Regions from separate parts of the Homo sapiens genome. Here region 2 is linked to region 1. The links are chromatin loops, found by intact Hi-C in ENCODE. Cell type or tissue: mammary epithelial cell. All regions are shown on one strand.

Region 1 (5,000 bases):
GATCTGGGAGGCAGGGACCCAGATCCAGCCAGGTTAGATCAGGGGAGGCTCCCAAGACTGGGTGGCGTCTGAGCTGAGGCTTGAAGAAGGAAGAGCGGACATAGCGTCTGCAAAAGGCACTTGGTATTTGTCCTTCCTTTATCTCCATCCTCTGGCAGGATTCCTCCAGAGGCCATGGGGCAGATGCCCACGGTGGGCATCTAATTTATAAGACCTAACAGTTGGCTCATAAGTAGTATTATGTGGAAGCAAACCCAGTGAGCACAGGCACCCCTGGGTACGGGAGAGGGAGGGTCGCCCAGCTTCTTCTCTGAACTGGGAGGCCGTGGACAGCACATGGGCTGTTGGTAAGACAAGCCTTTGTGATCTTCCCTCCCTGATACTTCCTGGCTGTGTGGCCTTGGATAAGTTGCTTGACCTCTCTGGGCTTCTGTTTTTCATCTATAACACAGCAGTATTTTTTTCCTTCCAGTGATGATAAAATGAAATATATCCAAAATCCATACGGCACCTAGTCAGGTCTCAGTGAATGTGTATTTATTCCTCTGTCTCTATCCCCAATCCCACAAATTGTCCCTGGAAGGGCTCAGAGCCTGGACATGGACGCAGGGATGAGAGGGAATTGCTGACTCTGGGGACAGAGGTCAGGGAGCGAAGGGCTCCTTGGTGTTATCCCTGAGCCTGGAGGTAGCTCAGGGAGGCCAAAGGGCCAGAACATCCTTCTAGGCTCGCCACCACCTGGTATTGCCTGTCCAGCAGGCTGGACGCAGCTGACGGTCCTGCCCTCCTCACAGAGGGTGCTGTGGTCCCCCCACTCCCAGCTGCTTCCCGTGGAGCTTCCCAGGTCAGGGCACTGCCGACCTGCTGGACCCAGCTCCATATCAGGCCAGCCCAGGCCTCCTGCTCTGGTCCCTGGGGAAAGGAGCGGGGCTGGGCTGAGGGCTCTAGGGAAGAAGTGGGCACCTGGCTGTGCCAAGGCTCACTCCCTGGGGATCTGTGGCTCACATCCTGGCCGGTCTCCATCCTCTCCCACAGGTGCCCCTGGAGGGTTCCTGGTGGCGCTCACCTGTGCCAGGGGATGTGGAGCCCTGGTTTGGGAGTCCAGAGTCCTAGGATCTCACCCTTACCGGAAGTCACTTCCCCAGGGCGATTACCACTCCCACCATCCATACCCAGAGAATCCACTGATGTGTTCATTCAACAAATATTTATTGGATGCCTCATTAGAGTCCTGAGAATACAAAAGTGAGCAAAACAGATACTGCTCTCATTGTTACTAAATAGATCATCTTGTCAATGACATCATCTTACCCTGTGAGCGGACAGAGTCGGGAGAGAATGCCAGGGGAGGGGAGGACACAGAGAGGCCTGATCTGGCACAGGATACCTAACACAGGTGAGCCCCACCAGGGAGGGCTTCTCAGAGGAGGAGTCAGACATCAGAACCAAGAGCAGGAGTGAGCCTGTGTGGGAGGCGGGGCCTTCCTCCAGGATAGGAGCCCCCAGGTGGGGAAGAACTTCAGAGTGGGGGTCAGTACTCTCCACCTGAGGTCCCAGCCACCTCAGCCCCTTGCCCTCGTCCCCGGCACTTGCTCTCTGTCCTTTCTCTCCTTGCCTCTCTCCCTTTCGGTCCTGGCCAGCAGCGGGGCCATGGAAGACAGCAGGCAGAGGGCTCAGACCCCCAGCTGCCCCCAGCACCTCGTTACCTCCTTGTTCCAGGCCAGAGGGGCTCAGTGGCCCAGGAGTTGGGCTGGGCTCTTTAAGAAGAGGAGAAAAGTTAAAGGGAGCCAGGTGTGGTGGCTCATGCCTATAATCCCAGCACTTTGGGAGGCCGAGGCTAGATGGATCACTTGAGGTCCGGAGTTCAAGACCAACCTGGGCAAAATGGTGAAACCCCGTCTCTACTAAAAATACAAAAATTAGATGGGTATGGTGGCATGTGCCTGTAGTCCCAGCTACTCGGGAGGCTAAGGCAGGAGAATTGCTTGAACCCAGGAGGCGGAGGCTGCAGTGAGCTGAGATCATGCCACTGATCTCCAGCCTGGGCGACAGAGTGAGACTCCCTCTCAAAAAAACAAAAAGAAAAGTTAAAGGGGAACCTCTGAGGGCCTAGGCCCTCAAGTCCCCCATTCTCTGCTGATGTAAGGAGGGACTGTACCTGGGTTCTGGGGTGGGGGTGAGGGCTATGGCGGCCACTGCCTGGTTCTGGAGGGGAAGGCCTGGATCAGAGATGGGGGAGGGCCCCCGAAAGGCCTGCAGGAGACAGCAGGACTGCGGCGGGGGTGAGGAGGTCTCCCCTGTTCCTAGTTCAGGGTGCCCCTCCACCCTGCTCCCCTGCAGAAAGTAACCCCGGTGCCTGTCCCCCCCAGGTCCCTGGCACCGACCCTTAGGGGCTCTTTCTATTACCTACCCTGTTCCAGGTGTTTTTTTTCCCAGGGTCAGGCCAGGGGAGGGGGCAGGAGGAGGGGCCTGAGCCACCTGTGTGCTGCCCAGGGCTGGGCACTGGAGTGAATGTGCCCCAGGTTCAGGGGGTGTGCACAATTAGGTGGTGGGTGGTCTGGCTTTGCAGCCTGGCAAGTCTTCTGCACCCTCCCATCCTCTTTCGGATCCAGGAGGGTCCATGGATGCACACTGGGAGGGAGGACAGGAGGCCAAGGGTCTTTGCTGTGTCTGATTTCTCCCCCTAGATGAGAAGCAGGAGAGGGAGGGGGTGGTTGACAGAGGAAAACCACTTGAGAGGCCTGGATCAGAGACTACCCCCAGTCTCCTGGACAGCCCTAGGCTGTCGAAAGGCAGATATCTGTCAGCCAGGCCAAAATGCTTACTTCCAGAATGACGGGCCCTGAGCCCTGGTTTCTCCATTTGTAAAATGGAGTCTCTGTCCCTACTCCACTTTCTGTGGGGCGACTGAGCCTGTAGGTGAGGAAGCCACGTGGGGAGGTATACGGGCTGACACTGCCCTCTGGTGGCCGTAGCCAGAGTTGCTGGCTGCCAGTGCGCTGACCTAGAGGGTGTGGTCAGCTGGGGGAGCTTTCAGGGTCTCCTAACTTCATCTCTGTCTTCTCCATCCCACTGCCTCTGCCTTCTTCCCCGTCAAACTCTCCAGGGGTTTCCCAGGGCTTCTTCCTCATGGGGCCAGAAACAATTTAATTCAGCAGGAGTGTAATAGGCTTCTTCTGTATGCCCTGTTCTGTGCTTGGTGGTTGGGGCTGCAGAGATGTCCAAGGCACAGAGAGACAGTCCAGGAAGCTGGGCTGTGGGAGGACCACTCGGCAGAGCCTATGGAGCTGTAGCCTCACGGAAGCCTGGGCTGTGCCGATGCCCGAACAGCCACCTCCTTATGTTCTTCAACCTCACTGTCGTAGCAAACCCTGGGGTTGTGTGTCTCCTTCAAGCTTTCTGCTGACAAAGAAACCATAGGAAACATGCAGACTTTGGGCTGGGCACAGTGGCTCACGCCTGTAATCCCAGCACTTTGGGAGACCAAGGGGGAGGCGGATCACGTGAGGTCGGGAGTTCGAGACCAGCCTAACCAACATGGAGAAACCCCGTCTCTACTAAAAAGACAAAAGTAGCCGGATGTGGTGACGCATGTTATTGGGGAGGCTGAGGCAGAGGCAGGAGAATTGCTTGAACACGGGAGGTGGAGGATGTGGTGAGCCGAGATCGTGCCATTGCACTCCAGCCTGGGGCAACAAGAGCGAAACTCCGTCTCAAAAAAAGAAAAAAAAAAGAAAGAAAGAAAGAAAGAAAATAAAACATGCAGACTTTGAACAAGGAGGAGAACGGTTATGTTATGAAAGTTCCTCCATTTCCAGAAGTATTCTGGGAGATAAGCTCTCTTTTCTGCACCTGTTTTCTCCTCCCTGAGGGAACATTTCCATCAGCATGTAAACATATTGTCCTCTCTCCCATCTTCAAAACACACTCCCCAGCACTCATGTCCTCCTTCAGCTCCTGTGCCCTTTTCCAGCTCTCCTTTGTTGCAGATTTCTTCAATACAGTTTTCTATACTGTCTCCCTTCCTTCCTTCCTTCCTTCCTTCCTTCCTTCCTTCCTTCCTTCCTCCCTCCCTCCCTCCCTCCCGCCTTCCTTCCTTCCTTCCGACAGGGTCTTGCTCTGTCACCCAGGCTGGAGTGCAGCCTCGACCTGTGCTCAGGTGATCCTCCCACCTCAGCCCCTGAAGTAGTACAGGTATGCACCACCATGCCCAGCTATGTTTTTTTTTTTGAGACGGAGTTTCGCTCTTGTTGCCCAGGTTGGAGTGCAATGGCGCAATCTCGGCTCACTGCAACCTCCGCCTCCCGGGTTCAAGCGATTCTCCTGAGTACCTGGGATTACAGGCACCCGTCACCATGCTCAACTAATTTTTTGTATTTTTAGTAGAGACGGGGTTTCACTATGTTGGCCAGGCTGGTATCAAAATCCTGACCTCAGGCGATCCACCCGCCTAGGCTTCCCAAAGTGCTGGGATTACAGGTGTGAGTCACTGCGCCCGGCCAATTCTTGTATTTTTTTGTAGCGAAAGGGTTTTGCCATGTTGCCCAGGTTGGCCTCAAATTCCTGGGCTCAAGCAATTCACCCTCCTAAGCCTCCCAAAGTGCTGGGATTATAGGTGTGAGCCACAGCGCCTAGCCTTCTTTCTGTTTTCATTTTGTTACCTCTCGTTATTTCCTCACTCCTCTTTGGTCTCTCTCACCCCCTCTACCAAGACCGCTCTTTTTTTTTTTTTTTTTTTTTTTGAGACAAGTCTTGCTCTGTTGCCCAGGCTGGAGTGCAGTGGTGCAATCTCGGCTCACTGAAACTTCTGCCTCCTGGGTTCAAGCAATTCCCCTGCCTCAGCCTTCCAAGTAGCTGGGCTTACAGGCTTGTTCCACCACACCGAGCTAATTTTTGTATTTTAGTAGAGATGGGGTTTCACTATGTTGGCTGGGTTGGTCTCAAACTCCTGACCTCAGGTGATCCACCTGCCTTGGCTTCCCAGAGTGCTAGGATTACAG
Region 2 (5,000 bases), 63 kb before region 1:
TAGCCAGGAGTGGCGGCATGCGCCTATATTCCCAGCTGCTGGGGAGGCTGAGGCAGGAGAATGGCGTGAACCCAGGAGGCAGAGCTTGCAGTGAGCCGAGATCATGCCACTGCACTCCAGCCTGGGCAACAGAGCAGACTCCGTCTCAAAAAAAAAAAAAAAAAAGGAAGTCATGGTCCCTTTCACGTGCCGCTCACAGTCTAGTGGGGGAAGCACAAACTGCTGCTGGAGAGGGCAGCACACGGCACCAGGGGAGGTCTCCAGCCCAGCCAGAGTCACCAGCAAGGGCTCAGCCTGGAACTGATGCCTGGCTTTGGAGGGATTAGTGCGGGCTACGCAGGCACAGGGGACAGCAGTAGTTCCTGGCAGGGAAACAGTATGAGCAAATATTATGCATGGACTAGCAATATTCTTGCCAGGGTCTTTATGCTTAAAAGGTGGGGCTGTGCAGGGGCGATGTTTATGCTGACACCAAATTCTGCTGGTGGTGCCCTATGCAGCCACTCAGGGAGGGGCAGTTTGGGAAAAATCCTCAGGACTGTCTCATTAGATCTTGAGACTGGGGAGGGGGAGGGGCTTTGGGGACCGAGAGATGGGATGGGAAGTCCCATTGGCCAGGAAGGGAGCCCATATGGGTTTGGGCGTACTGTGACCCGGTTTCTCCCACAACCGTGGCGCTACTCTAGATGGAGCTGGAGGAGACAGAACCGCCCCTGGAGCCTGAGGATGCCCTATCTGACGCCGAGTTTGAGGGGGAGGGTGACTACGAGGAGGGCATGTATGCTGACTGGTGGCAGGAGCCGGATGCCAAGGGTGACGAGGCCGAGGCTGGTCAGTGACACGAGTCCTTGGGGGGTGGGGATGCAGCCTGGGATGGAGGTTGGGGACAGATGCATTCACCCGCTGGGCTCCGGAGCCCAGGGTGTGTGTGGGTGCTGGGGCCCATCCTCCAGGGGCCTCCAGCCTGTTGGCAACCCCTGTCCCGCTTGGGGGTGGTGGTGCAGCATCTCCCCTGGAGCTGGGACCAGCTGAGACCTGTCCGGGGGAGCCTCACCCCACCTCCCATCAGGACAGCACCTGGACACCCATTGGGAGTGGGTGGGGGAGCAACCCCAGTGCTTTCTCCTTTCCTTTTCAGAGCCAGAGCCTGAACTCGCATGAGAAGGGGACACCCCACACCGCTCAAGCTTGGGAAGCCTGGTGCCGATGGCCCCACCCTCACCAGCCTGGGCAGCAGCAAGAACTATTTATTAAAAACTTAAGATGGGCCAGGTGCGGTGGCTCACACCTGTAATCCCAGCATTTTGGGAGGCCAAGGTGGGTGGATCACTTGAGGCCAGGAGTTCAAGACCAGCCTGGCCAACATGATGAGACCTCCGTCTCTACTAAAATACATAAATTAGCCGGGTGTGGTGGCAGGCGCCTGAAATCCCAGCTACTCAAGAGGCTGAGGCAGGAGAATCGCTTGAACCTGGGAGGCAAAGGTTGCAGTGAACTGAGATTGCGCCACCGCACTCCAGCCTGGGCGACAGAGCGAGACTCCATCTTTAAAAAAAAACAAGACGGGCCGGCACGGTGGCTCACGCCTGTAATCCCAGCACTGAGAGGCCGATCACTTGAGGTCAGGAGTTCAAGACCAGCCTGGCCAACATGGTGAAACCCCATCTCTACTAAAAAATACAAAAATTAGCCAGGCATGGTGGCACACACCTGTAATCGTAGCTGAGGCAGGAGAATCGCCTGAACCCAGGAGGCGGAGCTTGCAGTGAGCCGAGATCGTGCCACTGCACTCCAGCCTGGGCGACAGAGTGAGACTCCATCTCAAAAAAAAAAAAAAAAACTTAAGATGGACACAGCTGACTGGACCCCCATCCTGCCTCACCCATGGGTGCTGCACCCCAGACCCATCCTGCCACTTCTATGTCTCTGGACCACAGGATGGTGGTGGCATTGCAGGTTGGCAAGTGGGCTGATGGGGTCCGCCCTCCTCACTGCTGAGCTCCTCACCTGGACAGTCTCCTGGACAAGGAGTTTCCAGCTGCTGGCTGGAGTCTCAGGCCAAATTGCAGAGGGTCCTCCAGGGTCCTGAAGAGCACTGGACTAAGAGTCTAGTGGTTCCAGGGCCCTGACCAGTAGGTGCTCAATAAATGTTTGTTGTTGAATGAGTCATAGTACCCGTGGTCGTCTCCCTGGAGCTCAGTTGTAAGGGTACAGGTCCTTCCCTCCCTCTCTCCGCACCTGTGTCCCCTCATCTGTAAAATGTGGGGCGGAGGGGCACCATCTGGGCCCTGGCTGGTCCTCTGCACCTGGGGCTGAAGGATGTGTGAGAGAGGACGCAGTGTGCAGATCTGCCACCAGGGGGCGGGAGAACACAGTCCTCCCCAGGCGGGAAGACGATGGTTTCAGATTTCTAAGATGGGAAGTCCTGTATTTTCCTAGTTCAGGATCACTTCCCTCGGGGAATGTGGCAAGTGTGGGAGGGGGCCAAGGACATTTGCTCCTAGTGTTTACTTTGTGGGCATTTACTGACCCAGTTTCCTTAGAGTCAGAGGGAGCTGGCCCTGCCGCTGCCCTCTATTCCCACATTCCAGAGCCGGGTTGGGGCCCCAGCTTAGCAGGCAGAGGAGCCCCAGGGATGTGGTTTGATTACTTTGGGATTCTTGGGGTGCAGTGGGACAGCCAGATCCCTCTTGACCGATTTTACATGGGCTCCCAGGGGCAGTGGGTCCCGGTGTGCAGGGTGTGCAGGCAACGATGGTGCCTGGTGGCTACCTCCTAGCCTGGGACTCACCGCCAAACCCCACCCCTATTCCACAGCAGGGAGGTGGGGGCAAAGGGGGTCTGTCTGGGAGGAACCCAGGGCCAAGGCCAGCCAGGTGACAGTTCTGCCCCATATTTCCAGCCTCCCGGGGGCAGGGCGGCAGAGTTGTCTTCCCACTTGAAGGTAGAGTCAAGGCTGGGAAGCCAAGTTCTCACTGCCCCACCCCTACTTTCTCTCCAGATGTGCCAGGTGATCTGGCCTGGGCCCTGTCCACCTCTGTTCCTAGGAGGACTCCCTGTCCCACTCCAAGCCCCTCCCCTAGGCCTTTGATCGGGATGAGAGCTGAAAGGGCAGAGTCTGAGTCTGGAAAAAGGGCTGGGTCAAGGCTGGGGGCTCAGTGACCTCACTCCTTCCTCCCATAGGTGGGTCTTCCGGGGAAGCACATCTGCAGTGGTAGCGTTTCCTGACCGCCTCCAGGTGCAGGGTGGCCCCGCCCCACCCCACCTCTTTCAAGCTGCAGTGTTGTCAGGTCCACCAAGGCCCAGCCCCTGTTTCTGGGAGGGGCTGGCCCTTCAGAGGGTGGGGAGCGGGATGTGCTGTGGCGTGTCTGCGCAGACGTGAACCTGCCATGAGCACAAGCTTTGGAATCTGGACGGCTGGGTGTGGGTCTGAAAGTGCCCGTGTGCTTGTGTGTTGCGTGAATGTGCGGGTCTGGGTGTGAATGTGTGCCTGCCTGCGTGCATGCATGAATGTGGTTTTTTTTTTTCTTTTCTTTTTTTTTTTTTGAGACAGAGTCTTGCTCTGTCGCCCAGGCTGGAGTGCAGTAGCGTGATCTCAGCTCACTACAACCTCTGCCTCCTGGGTTCAAGCTGTTTTCTGCCTCAGCCTCCCAAGTAGCTGGGATTACAGGCACCTGCCACCACACCTGGCTAATTTTTTGGGGTTTTTTTTTGTTCTGTTTTGTTTTGTTTTTGTTTTGAGACAGTGTCTCACTCTGTTGCCCAGGCTGGAGTGCAGTGGCATATCCTCGCTCACTGCAACCTCCGCCTCCCAGATTCAAGCAATTCTCCTGCCTCAGCCTCCCAAATAGCTGGGATTACAGGCATGCGCCACTGTGCCCGGCTAATTTTTATATTTTTAGTAGAGATGGGGTTTCGCCATGTTGGCCAGGCTGGTCTTGAACTCCTGACCTCAGGCAATCCACTCGCCTTGGCCTCCCAAAGTACTGAGATTATAGGCGTGAGCCACCCCGCCTGGCTAGTTTTTGTATTTTTAGTAGAGACGGGGTTTCACTATGTTGGCCAGGCTGGTCTCAAACTCCTGACCTCAGGTGATCCACCCACCTCGGCCTTCCAAAGTACTGGGAATAAATGTGTTTTTAGAGGGATTCATTCACTCAATCAGCACATATTTATTGAGCACCTACCATGTGCCAGGCATGCTGAGGTGCTGGGCATAGAAAAATGAACAGATCAGGCCAAACGCCGGACCCACATGGGCTTACATTCCAGCAGGGAGGCAGGCAGAAAACAATAAATGTCAGAATGTATGAATTAGATAGGTATGGCATATATGGAGGTGGGAAAAGGATCTGAGAGCTGAGGGGTTGCAGTTGAGGTGTGTTGGTAGCTGTGCAAGTGCGCATCTGAGAGTGGCGTCTCCGAGTGTGTGGTGAAGCAGTGTATGTATTAGGGAGCAGGCCCACCCTCTCTAGGCACCATTCCTGTGCAGCCCTTTAGCCCAGGCCACTGGCTCAGCCTTGCGTTACTCAGCTCTCCTTTCCCAGGGAGCCGCCAGCCCCTCCCGCCTCCCCTGATGCCAGCATCTCCCCATTGCCCAGCCAGCTCTGCAAACCGGTGAAACCTACTCCCAGCCAGTCCCAGTGTGGGCCCTCTGGGGCCCTCCAGCTCATTCTCCTGACTCCACCCATCCAGACAGCTTCACCTCCTCCACACCTCTGTCTCAGGTAGCCACCTCCCCACCCGCCCCCACACCCCACCCAGCACCTCACCAGTCCTAGAATCTTGGAATAATGGGTAGGAGGTTAGGGATGACCGAAAGGGCTCTGGGGAGGCTGGCCTCATGCAGCAGGACCAGACTCAGATGCCGCGGGAAGACCCCATCCTAAAGAAATCAGAGCTACTATGATGTCCTAAGTGCCTGCTGTGTGCCAGGCACTTGGGAGCTTATTTTTTGCGACAGGATCTTGCTCTGTCACCCAGGCTGGAGTGCAGTGACA

The links. Hi-C counts contacts between places; a loop is a spot of excess contacts. Peaks named below come from ENCODE experiments on the same cell type or tissue, not always from the same donor. Only the 100,000 strongest peaks of a DNase experiment are listed, where the experiment ranks them.
Region 2: a loop joins it to region 1, with 11 times the contacts of the local background. A loop is called at or near these places in 109 of 110 quality-filtered maps.

The regions. Positions count from the first base shown.
Region 1 is chr17:41,736,133-41,741,132 of GRCh38, reverse strand. No RefSeq gene overlaps it. Among named protein-coding and RNA genes, the nearest start is that of HAP1, 4.0 kb to the right of the region's middle. In mammary epithelial cell, a CTCF peak has its summit at 2,962 (motif pointing left); DNase peaks (open chromatin) are centred at 1,252 and 2,922; H3K27ac peaks cover 2,508 bases; H3K27me3 peaks cover 216 bases.
Region 2 is chr17:41,799,118-41,804,117 of GRCh38, reverse strand. P3H4 (prolyl 3-hydroxylase family member 4 (inactive)) reads left to right here. Exons shown (of 8, transcript NM_006455.3): 7 at 687-831; 8 at 1,139-2,165. The coding sequence ends at 1,161. Among named protein-coding and RNA genes, the nearest start is that of P3H4, 10 kb to the left of the region's middle. RefSeq lists enhancers at 3,251-3,757, 3,758-4,264. In mammary epithelial cell, a CTCF peak has its summit at 2,357 (motif pointing right); DNase peaks (open chromatin) are centred at 2,457, 3,297 and 4,617; H3K4me3 peaks cover 370 bases; H3K27ac peaks cover 2,759 bases.